Regions from separate parts of the Homo sapiens genome. Here region 2 is linked to region 1. A link is an interaction called in ENCODE POLR2A ChIA-PET data of the cell type or tissue named here. Cell type or tissue: PC-9. All regions are shown on one strand. Each heading gives the region's core, and the rest is flanking DNA. Links, peaks and the distances in the headings are about the cores only.

Region 1 (5,859 bases), core at 330-5,329:
CCCGTGTGCAGAATTCTCCAATGGCTTCCCAAAACCTTCAAGATCCAAGGCGATCTGGCCCTGCCTATTCTTCTAGCATCATCTCCTTCCATTCTTCCCCCTCCCTTACTCAGTGGCCACCACAGTGACCTTCTCTGTTCCTCAACATGCCAAGCAGGTTTCCACCTCAGGGCCTTTGCATTCACTTCCCTCCATCGGGAATACTCTCCCTGTAGGACTCCACATGGCTGGCTCCCTTCCTTCATTTATGAATCTTTAGAGAAACCTTTCTGACCATCCCTACCTCTTTGTCCTGCTTAATTTTTCTCCTATCACTTTCTGATATTATATGACTTTTTTATTTCTTTATAAGTACTTTATAAGTATATTAAAATTTATACTCAAATTAGCCAGGTGTGGTGGCACATGCATGCCATCCCAGCTACTCCGGAGGCTGAGGCTGTGGGAGGATCTTTTGAGCCTGGGAGGTCGAGGTGCGGTGAACCATGATCTTGCCACTGCACTGCAGCCTGGGCAACAGATTAAGACCCACCCCCCCACCCACACACACACACACACACACACACATATAATGTATATTTTTTACATATACATATATATTTAAAAACTTACATTTCATGAGGGTAGGGACTTTGTCTCTTTCAGCCACACTGTAGCCCTACCAGGGCCTGGCACACAGTAGGCACTAGGGAAATATTTGCTGAGTGAATGCATGAACCATCCCCAGCTTGTCATAGAGATGACTACACTCTAAAACATTTCTTACCGTTACCTTAATTACAACAACAGAGATTAAGCTGATTCTAATGATAGAAATTTGTTTGTAATGAAGGTCCTATTGAGTCAACCAAGAAGAGACACAAATAGAAAAGAGATTATTCTGTAAAGTGCCATGTAACGTCTGTAAATATTTTCTTCCTGGTTTTCAATTAGCCTTCACAATAAAATGCTATCCTGCACGTTGCTATTTCTTTAACTGCTCTAATTGGAGGAATGAAATTGACACCCACTCTGCCCTCCCCTTTGTGGGCTTCATTCTTCTAGCATTCCTGAGCTGTAACCCTGCAAGGGTCCATTACCCAAATCCAACACAACAAATACTTCACTACGCCAGGACTGTGGTAAGATTTCAACAGTGAATATAAATGCTGTGCCTTCCAACACTATTAGTCTCTTAACGGCCTATCAAAATTAAAATGAAAAACTCTGTGTTGCATTTGGCTTGATCTGATAACAAGCAGCTCTTTGCCTGTCGCTTGTTTGGACACCAATATCAATTAATGGGAGGTACTGAAACAAGTGAAGCTCCTGGTTCAGTCACAAGAACACGTTATAGTCATTACAAGCACGAGAGTAAAATGAATGGCTGAAGAGCAGCCGCAAACCTGTAAGAATGCTCAGAACCAGGGATTCTACCTTTGTTAACGGTTTTCAGTAGGAAGAGGTGAGAGACAGCACATTCTAAGATCGCATTTTACCAGAGAATGTTGCTATTCTTGGAGAGATGTAAAAAGTGGCAAGGGACTTGGGTTTAAAAGCACAAACACAGAGAGAATCCCACCTTAATGGGTACCATTATGATATCCAGTTCAATATAATGAGGCTATTTCTACAATCTACCCATCAGCCCATATTAGCACGCTTTACTGATGCGGATACAACAAATTCTGTTTGAACAAGAAATCCCTGGAGCGGGGGTGGGGGAAGGATCCATTCACAGGCCCTATCCATTTAGCAATCAATCAAAGAAAAAATATTCTTCTAGTAAAGACAGCAGCTCCCATTTGAATCCTCGTAAAATATTAAATGTTCTAAATAAAATAATTTTCTGTGGGTGACACGTTGATTGTTGTTTTGTGAAAACATCATGACTGTTGATGCTAAAATTAGTGAAGAAGAGATGGGCTCAGGATATCGACTGGCAATTGAGCAGGTCCCAAGTATACCCAAACTCTGAAGAAACTGAGTCACTTTGTGGAGACCCCATATTAAAAAAGAGAGTAAACTGTCCATAGACCATGCAAAATATTGGCAAAATGTCATAAATGACTATGTAAGTATTAGGTGGAATCATATGAAATTGCCAATATTGAACTGTTTTAATGTATAGAAGTGACAATTTCATATGGTTCACCCTAAAACAGCATTATCCACTTAAAGAAAGCATGCCAAAGAGGAAAGCAGGTGGATGCTGGAGTCCAGACCCTGGGTTGGTATGCTCGCTGGACCACTCACTAGCTATGTTGTATTGGCTGAGTCACTTAGCTTCTCTGGCCTCTCACACAAAGCAGCCGCCCTTCAGATGTGAGTCTGTCTTACTCCTCAGCCTTCCTAAGCATGCAATGAACAAAACAATGTGCCACGCCTCTTTCAGCTTAGAGCTAACAACCACCTCCCAGTCTCTCCCAGACAGAGGAACAATACCTGAGAATTACCTCTTATAAAAGAAAAAAGAAGCAAAAAAAATTATAAACATCCAAAATAATTGACAACATATTTCAAAATGTAATACATCTGCAAAGACTATTTTGAATCTAGAATTCTTTAATTTAAAAATTCACTGAGATTCATAATCCTATCAGAACTCAAACCCCAAAATTTTGAAAAATCCCATCTGCAGCAGGACAAAACATCATTCCAACAGGACAAAAATCAACACAACTGCTCCCTCTCCCTGAGGCAATGAGATAAACAGGGCCCACCCTGGGTAACGTCCTTGAGAGAGTTAAAGTTGAACTCCTTAATCTGTAGCCAGTTACCTTGCTGCCAGTCATGAACTCCCTTACCATACACATCACACACACACACACAGACACACACACACCCCTCCCAAGGTGCCCAACTCCTCCCACTGTCTCTCCTCCCTACCTACTATCTAGCCAGAAAGCAGTCTAACCACACCTGTGAGCTCATTTTTCAGGAGTGACCCAAACAGTGCCAAGGTGCTTTAGGCCCTCTTCCTTCTAATTGTGAGTGGACGTACTTTCCTCCATAAAGGCATCTCAGTTACCAGCAAGCCCACAGGGAAATCAGGCTAGGATACAGCTTGGACATATGCTTATTTCTTTTCCCTACAGACACTGTCTTACTCATTTTGATGTCCTCTGAACTGTGCACAGTGCTTGGCACATAATAGGTGTTCAATAAGCCTTTTATGAATGCTTAAAGGCCACTAGTCCTAACCAATTGAAGGAGGATCTTTCCAGATGCATCAAGATAATTGCTGATTTCTTGTTCTTGGGCCACCATCTGCTTCCTAAGACTCATGCTTTCCCTCCATTGGTCCAAAGACTCACACACATTTATTTTGTGTTCATTGGCAAGACAAAAATTATTTTATTCAATTTCACTAAAATAACCACTGTAATAATTCACATGTACTCAGTGTTACTTTGTGTTGGGCACAGGGCCACCAACCTTACACATGATCTCATTAAATGTTCCAATTGACTCTATGAGGTAGAACCCATTATTACCCGCATCTTACAGGTTTTTGTTGTTGTCGTTGTTTTTTGTATTTTGTTTTTGTTTTTGTTTTTGGTATTTTTTTTTTTTTTTGAGATGGCCTCTTGCTCTGTCACCAGGCTGGAGTGCAGTGACACGATCTTGGCTCACTGCAGCCTCTGCCTCCCAGGTTCAAGCAATTCCCCTGCCTCAGCCTCCCAAGTAGCTAGGACTACAGCCCGCACCACCACACCCGGTTAATTTTTTGTATTTTAGTAACGACGGGGTTTCACCATGTTGGCCAGGATGGTCTCGATCTCCTGACTTCGTGATCCACCTACCTCAGCCTCTCAAAGTGCTGGGATGACAGGCATGAGCCACCACACTCGGCCCATTTTACAGATTTTTTAAAAATAGAGAGATAGTGTAGTTAAGCAATTTGTCCATAGTCACTGGGCTAATGAGTGGCAGTGCTAGGGAACGGACAATAGACTCTACATTCTAGAGCCCAACTTCTTAACTAATATGCCATGTCACAGGATAAAATATTATGATACCTCATTTGATAACATATTTTTCAAATACCTTGTAATGCATTCCTATGTTTTTCAGAGTTTGAAACATCCAACTAAGAAGCCTAAGGTTTAGACTGCATCATATTCTAATAACAACAGGATTATAATATCAAATGAGACTCTCTGACCCTGCAAATCTGGAACCAGCTGTATAGGGACTTTGAACCTCCCTTTTCTCCAATCTGCTGGTGTTTGTCATCCTAATATATACCTCATATTTTCTTTCTGAAAATAATTTTTAAAATATACCCATCATACATACGGCAGCACAGTGTATTCGTTTCAATAAGATTTACATTCAGAATATTGATATCCAAAAAAAAAAATTTTAAATGGTGTTGTATGTCTAGATGCTAAAAAGAAAAAAAAACATATTTATTACTAAAGCTGGGTGAACTTGTTAATTATATATCAGTACCAATTTGGGAAAGGCAAGAGACTGTGCCTCCCTGGCACGAAGAAGGTGCTCCATAAATGCTGACGTTTCTCCCTCTGCATGGAAATCTCTGCTTCCTTTAGAGTATCAATGACAACAGTGAAAAATAGAGTGAGCCTGACCAAACTGCAGAAATCACCACATACAAAGAGCACAAAGCTTGGAGGTTTGTGTGTTGTGGGACTGGGGAATGGAGAGAAAATAAACACCTAAATGTGTGGGTTTGAGGATATAGAGAAAATAGTTTCCAGTCCTGATGAAACATGCTCAGTTCTGGATCCCCGTCTCTCACCTTGTACAAAAATCAACTCAAGAAGGATCAAAGACTTAAATCTAAGACATGAAATTATAAATTCTAGAAGATAACATTGGAAAAACTCCTCTGAACATGGATTTAGGCAAAGAATTCATGGCTATGACCCCAAAAGCAAATGCAACAAAAATGAAAATAAATAAATGGGACCTGATTAAAAAAAAGCTTCTGCGTTGCAAAAGAAACAATCAGCAGAATAAACACACAACACACAGATTGGAAGAAAATATTTGCAAACTGTGCATCTGACAAAGAACGAGTATTCAAAATTTTCAAGGATCTCCAACAAATCAACAAGAAAATACAAATAATACCATCAAAAAGTAGGCAAAGGACATAAATAGACATTTCTCAAAAGAAGATATACAAACAGCCAACAAACGTATGAAGAAATGCTCAACATTACTAATCATCAGGGGAATGCAAACTAAAACCCCAGTGAGGTACCACCTTACACCTGCAAGGATGGCCATAATTTAAAAATCAAAAAGCAATAGATATTGGTGTAAGTGTGGTAAAAAGGGAACACTTTCACACTACTGATAGAAGTGTAAATTAGTACAATCACTATAGAAAACAGTATGGGCATTCCTTAAGGAACTAACAGTAGAACTACCATTTGATCCAGCAATCCCACTACTGGGTATCTACCCAAAGGAAAATAAGTCATTATATGAAAAAGACACATGCACATGCATGTTTATAGCAGCCCAATTTGCAATTGCAAAGATATGGACCAATCTAAGTGCCCATCAACCAATGAGTGGATAAAGAAAATGTGGTATATATATACTGTGGAATATCACTCAGTCATAAAGAGGAACAAAATAATGTCTTTTGCAGCAACTTGGTTGGAACTGGAGGCCACTGTTCTAAGTGAAGTAACTCAGGAATGGAAAACCAAATATCATATGTTCTCAGTTATAGGTAAGAGCTAAGCTATGAAGACCCAAAGGCATAAGAATGGTATAATGGACTTTGGGGCTTCCAGGGGAAAGGTTGTGTGGGGTGAGGAATAAGACTGCATATTGGCTACAGTGTACCCTGCTTGGGTGATAGGTGCACTAAAATTTCATAAATCACCACTAAGG
Region 2 (5,859 bases), core at 556-5,555, 86 kb before region 1:
ATTAAGGCAGACAACACTGAGAAACTCAGGGCAAGCAAAGAAACTAAAGATATGACTTTCTCTCAACGGTGTTAAAAGCTATGGAAAATTTAAAAAATAAGCTTCATAGAAAGCTTTGTAAAAATAACCTGGAGAAAGTACAAATATAAATATCAGCATTAAATTAAAGATACCTGGAAGTGGGTGTTGACTCAGACAATGCAAAATTTTGAAACTAGGACTTGAGACCAGTCCTTAGAAGGATATTAAATTGGCAGCAACAGGAATGGGCACATCACTCACAAACTTTGAAAAGTTAAAAATACTCTCCTCAAGTAAAGTGATTTTTATTAAAGTTCAAAAAGCAGGACTTAAAGTTTCTCTTCTCACATTGTTCTCAAGGGTATTCTTCAGCTTTCACTTTCTTCTTGCCCAAAGGCAAAGATGACATAGCTGTGTCTTTACGAATTTTCATCCACTCTTATAAGAAAACTGAGACATACCAACACTTTCAAAACATTTAAAGATAGTTTTCTTTGAATCTGTGTGACCAGGAAATCCAAAATAATACATTGACTCAAAGTCTTGCAATGTTTTGATTCATATCCAAGATCTACACAAAGAACAGCTTTCATTCTTTGAACAAATATTTTCTGAATGTCTACCATATGCCAGGCTCAGCACTGGGCACTGGAAACTTAACAACGGTATAGGAGGCATCCACTAAGTATTTTTTGTCCTCATTTGAACCAAAATTAGGATGAAATGGGGCAAAAGATGTGAGTTAGTAACTCTTCATTAAAGACTATTTTTAGTATTGTTTTAACTTTTAAATAATTTTATTTTTTAATTGATGCATAATAGATGTACATATTTTGATGATACAAGTGACAATTTATACATTCATGTAATTTGTAAAAATCAAATCAGTATAACTGGGATATATATCACTTTAAATATTTGTCTGTTCTTTATGCTAGAAACATGCAAATTATTCTCTTCTACCTATTTTGAAATATACAATAGATTATTGTATGTAGTCATTAAACTGATCTCTCAAACTCTAGGCTTTATTTCTTCTATCTAATTGTATATTTGTACCTATTAATCAACTCTCTTCATTCCCCCTCCCCCACCTCCTGTTTTATCACTTCAAAATATGATCATAACTCAAACTGATATAGCAAAACTAACTTGACAAAGTAATCAAAAATAAGACCGATTAATATATAATTAGGAATTCAATGTGTACATGTAAATAAATACTTCTAAAACATTCAAAAACCATTTTTTCTCAACTAATTTACTCCTCCACAATTTTGTGCACACTATTAATTTTAAATTTTAATGTACTGAGATTTTAAGAAAATTTTTAACTCAGTTTTCTCCTAAATAATAAAAATTTCCACATATGAGAAACCAAATCCATAAGCTTTGGGGGGCTTCTATACGCTCTTTTGCATTCTGCTCTTCACACTCACATCCCATTTAGAGCCTTGCTCTTAGGTGTCGATTAATTCCAAAGCTGGCTGGGCACATGAAAGTGTGCAGACATTCAGTGCTCCCACTGGAAGGTTACCTCACAGCCCAAAAAATAAACATTTGCATTCTCACTTAGAGAAATAGAAGAGGATGAGAGAAGAGAGCAAATGAAAGTAACTTAAAAGGTGTTATAGCTTTTTAAATGTTCAATCATTTAATCACTACCTTAACAGAGATGTGTAAATTATACTTATTAATACTAAAGAAAAGACTGCCTTGGCTATAACATGATTTTGTTACATATTATAAATAAACTTTTGTCTGTTGGAATTGTTTTGTGCAAAAGTAAGTGAGCCACATGACAGCATTCGTGGTTTTAACAGAAACGTTTTCTGCTGGTGGAAGCTTCTGCTAGAATGTTACTCACACATAAACCACAAGTGCATTTTTTGTTACTAGGGAAAGTAGAACAGATATGGTGTTAGACTTTGCCTTCCTTTAAAGCCCAAAGAAAGAAAAGATTTCTACTGCCTTAACAGTTTGAAAGCAAGTGAAACAAGCTTTACTTCCCATAGCATTCTTCTTGTTTAGAACATTATGCAATTCAAATTCACTTTGCAGAAAATAAAACCAGAACATTTAAGAGAAGGAGGGAAAGGATCCTAGAAGAAAAGACTGAAGGAAGCCATGTGTCATTAATTCAGTTATAAATTATTAGCTGAAAGCAGCCTCTCAGCATTTGTATTTGATGAACAAAAATTGATTGCTTCAAGGGCATTTCAATCCTTTTGATGTTCCCATCTTTTAGCCCACCACAAATCTGAATCCTTAACAGAATGATTATAGCATTATAGTAATCCTGAGAGCCAATACTAAAGGATTTGCAAGAGCAATGGAGATCAATAGTTTGAAAAAAGAATGTCTTTTTGAATTGACAGCGCTGTCTCGCCTGATCGTGAACCTGAACAAAATAAGTGGAGTCTAAGTACACAAGCAATCTCACAGGCCAAGCTGAGCTGCTGTGATGAGCCAGTTCTCTGAGAGCTTGAATAGGCCTGAGCGCTGAATATTTCTAAAGGATTAAACCCAAACTAATGGCAACCCAAAGATATTTTGCAAACAATCAGCTTTCCCCCAAAATGGTTAAGATAATACATTATGGGTCTTGGTTTGGTATTCAAAAGACTGAGTTCAGCTACAGGTTCAACATTTGCTTTTGCATAGAGTTTGAGATTATGGGAAATTGGATTAGCAGCAACGTTGTCTTAATGGCCATCTCCTTTGGGCTACTTTGAAATTGAGAATCCCCGCAGTATTCCAGGATGGACTGGAAAAACTACATCCTTAACACGTAGCATGTTAGAAAACCCAATGAGCCAGAATTGTTTAAAGACACAATTGCCCACATCTATGGGATTTTCAAGTTGTAACATTACTTGATACCTCAAAAGACAGAGAAAGACAGCTGACTATTAAAGGCTTCTTGAACAATTCAAGGATTAGCATAAAATTATACATAAAGGAGAGTAAGTACAGCAGAGGCACTTGCTCACCACAGTAGGGGCATTGTTAGGAAACGCAAATGGACTCAGTGAAAGTGCGAAGGCATCTTAACATTGTCTGAGGGCCCGCATGTTTTAACATTGATGTATATATTTTCCAGTTCTTTGTTGCCTCAACAAGAGGCCAGCTTAGTCCACTGGAGAAAGAAGTCAGAAGACTTCAGATGGCACACATCTGGAGAACATCCCATGGAAAATTGTGAATGGCTAAGTAATCTCTTTCAGTACCAAGACAAGGAGTGGTAATTTATGGTTTAACAGACTACAAAACCTGCCATTAATTCTAACATACAAACTTTAAACCAATGATTTGGAAGAGTAAAATACACAACAACAATTAACAGAAGGAAAACAGCCATCCTGAATGACACAAGTTTCACACTTTCAAAGATTGAAAAGAAAAGAAATCCTTTCTCTAACCGAGTTTATGTTTTCAGCCACCACACAAGACAGCCTTGCCGGCCATTACACTGGTGGGATGGTGCTGATCCTCACATTTCTGGCATCTAAAAGAGTGGCTCAAATTAAAAGCATGTTGAAGTTACAATCCTTGAGAGGTGTGCTGGAGCAGGCTTAAACATTTTATTTGGAGGCTATGCATGATAACATGTGATCCTTAAAGTTAACCTTTTCTTTCAAGCTGTTTAAAATGTTTTGTAGCTGTTCTTGTCTAAATGAATCAAAAGAAGGATAAGCAGGAACTAGCATAAATAATAGCTGCCTTAAAAGGGGGCAGCAAAATTGATAGCTCTACAAATGGCAGCCACCTGTACCAGGAAAACTCAAAGAAAGAGAATAAGCATTTGAAAGAAAGAATAATTGGAGTTGTGACAGCAAAGAATAGCAATCACTCCCCAGAAGGTGTTTAAAAAGCTCTTCTCTCTCCTACTTAATCACTGTTCCCTTAAGCCCATAAATTAAAATGCAATGTGTATGTTATATGCATTATGAGCATGAATACTCATGTAATCTAAAGAATCTTAGCCCAGCTTGTTTTCATACTACCAGACTCAATTCCATAAATAATATAAGAACAACAAACTCTTACAGTGAACCGTTCTGCATTACATTATCTCACAATTTTATTGAATTGTATTGATAGTCTGTTAAGACTCTCATATTAGTGCATAAACAAAGACTTGATTTCTCTAACTAAAAAATTATCATTCTTTCCTTTAGAAAAGGTATAATGGATACATCACTAAATGTGAAAGAAATTTATAAAAGAATAAAGTACTCGTTGGCAATGTATCCCTGAGAACTTAAATGGTACACATGATGGATGATGGAGTGAGTCAAATGATAGCTTTGTTGTATTAAAAGAAAAGAAGTCCGTTGTTGGAAAAAGAAATGCACAACCTTCTAATTTTTGAAAGAGTAAGAAATATTCAGCTCTAAGTCTTTAGTAAATTAATAATTCAATCCAACCAACTTGACTGACATCAACTGGCCTTGTGGTAGGGATTCAAAAATAAAACACTTGAAGGAGCTTGAAATCTAGTAGGGGTGATCGTTGTGCCCTTGAAATGTGCCTGTGCTATCGCAGAAAAATGTACATCGTCTTTGTCCTTAGGTTCCTGGCACAGAGTTCCTAAAACCGTTGGAATTTCCTGAGTGATAAGAATGGCTTTTATTATTCATAAGGAACCCCTTTTGATCCTGTCAGAGTTTATGCTAATGAAGTAACTTGCAGTGGGGTCCCTAGATAGACTCAGGATAGGGCTAGTCACTAGGAAGACCAAGTGATTAGAACTGGAACTTTCATTTCCTCCCACCAACATCCGGGAAGAAGAAGGACACCTAGAGATTAAGATCTATAAAAACTCTTGACATGTGATGAGCTTCTGGTTGGCAAACACATGGAGGTACTGGAAGGGTAGCTCCCTGGAGAGATCATGGAAGCTCTGCACATACACACCCCAGCTCCTATATATTGCCCTATGCGACTCTCCCGTTTGGCTGTTCCTGAGTTTTCCTTTATAGTAAACTGGTAAATACAAATAAGTACTTTCCTGAATTCTGTGAGCCATTCTAACAAATTATCAAATCTGAGAAGGGGGGGTCATAGAAACCCCAATTTATAGCTGGTCGGTCAAAACACAAGTGGTAACTCAGGCTTTGTGACTGGCATTTGAATTGGGGGGGTCAGTCTTGTGGAGTTCAGCCCTTTAACTTGTGACATCTGACACTAACTCCAGGTAGATAGTGTCGGAACTGAATTGAATTGTAGAACACCCAGTAGAGAAACAGTTCTATTAGTGCCATTAGTATTATGGTTTTATTATTGCCAATGTCACCTAAAAGCTGATCTGATTTTCTATAAATACCTATAATTTCAAAGGACTTTTAGCATCATTTACAAGTGAAAAAGCTATATGTAATCAGTTAAAGAGCAGGGCAAGCCTAGCAACACTATGCAACATAATCTTCCCCAAATACTTCCCTTAGAAGAATACACAACAAAGGTTATATGTTTGTTTGCCTGGTGGGCAGCAAGTCAACATCCAAGACATTGAGGATGGCAGCAGAGAAAGAACTGAATGGGGAGGTAGAAGAGAACCTCAACTCCACCTCTCCAAGGAGCTGGTTCTAAGGATTTTAAAGGATTTGCAGGGGACCGAGGTGTGAGGACTGTTAATTAGTTGAAGAGTGTAGAGTGAAGTCATGAGAGAGAGAGATGAAAAAACTTATTCTTACACTGATGCGGTTGCTCTGTGGGGGTCTATAAATTGGTTGGCATCAGTCATTCCACTGGAATTCAAGATCTGAAGAACATCTTAAGCAATTCTTAAATATAAAGCCTTATAATTCTAACATCAGTGATCCTATCTATAAG

What was found. ChIA-PET counts read pairs that join two places held together with the same protein. Peaks named below come from ENCODE experiments on the same cell type or tissue, not always from the same donor. Only the 100,000 strongest peaks of a DNase experiment are listed, where the experiment ranks them.
Region 2: POLR2A ChIA-PET joins it to region 1 with 5 read pairs; 2 of 35 experiments call an interaction of 5 or more read pairs at or near these places.

The regions. Positions count from the first base shown.
Region 1 is chr6:100,433,200-100,439,058 of GRCh38, forward strand. All of the region lies in intron 9 of SIM1 (SIM bHLH transcription factor 1), which reads right to left. SIM1-AS1 (SIM1 antisense RNA 1) reads left to right here. Exons shown (of 3, transcript NR_187148.1): 3 at 4,057-5,859. Among named protein-coding and RNA genes, the nearest start is that of SIM1, 29 kb to the right of the region's middle. In PC-9, for the core only: no CTCF peak of the experiment used is centred there; a DNase peak (open chromatin) is centred at 2,312.
Region 2 is chr6:100,346,518-100,352,376 of GRCh38, forward strand. No RefSeq gene overlaps it. Among named protein-coding and RNA genes, the nearest start is that of SIM1-AS1, 44 kb to the right of the region's middle. In PC-9, for the core only: no CTCF peak of the experiment used is centred there; no DNase peak of the experiment used is centred there.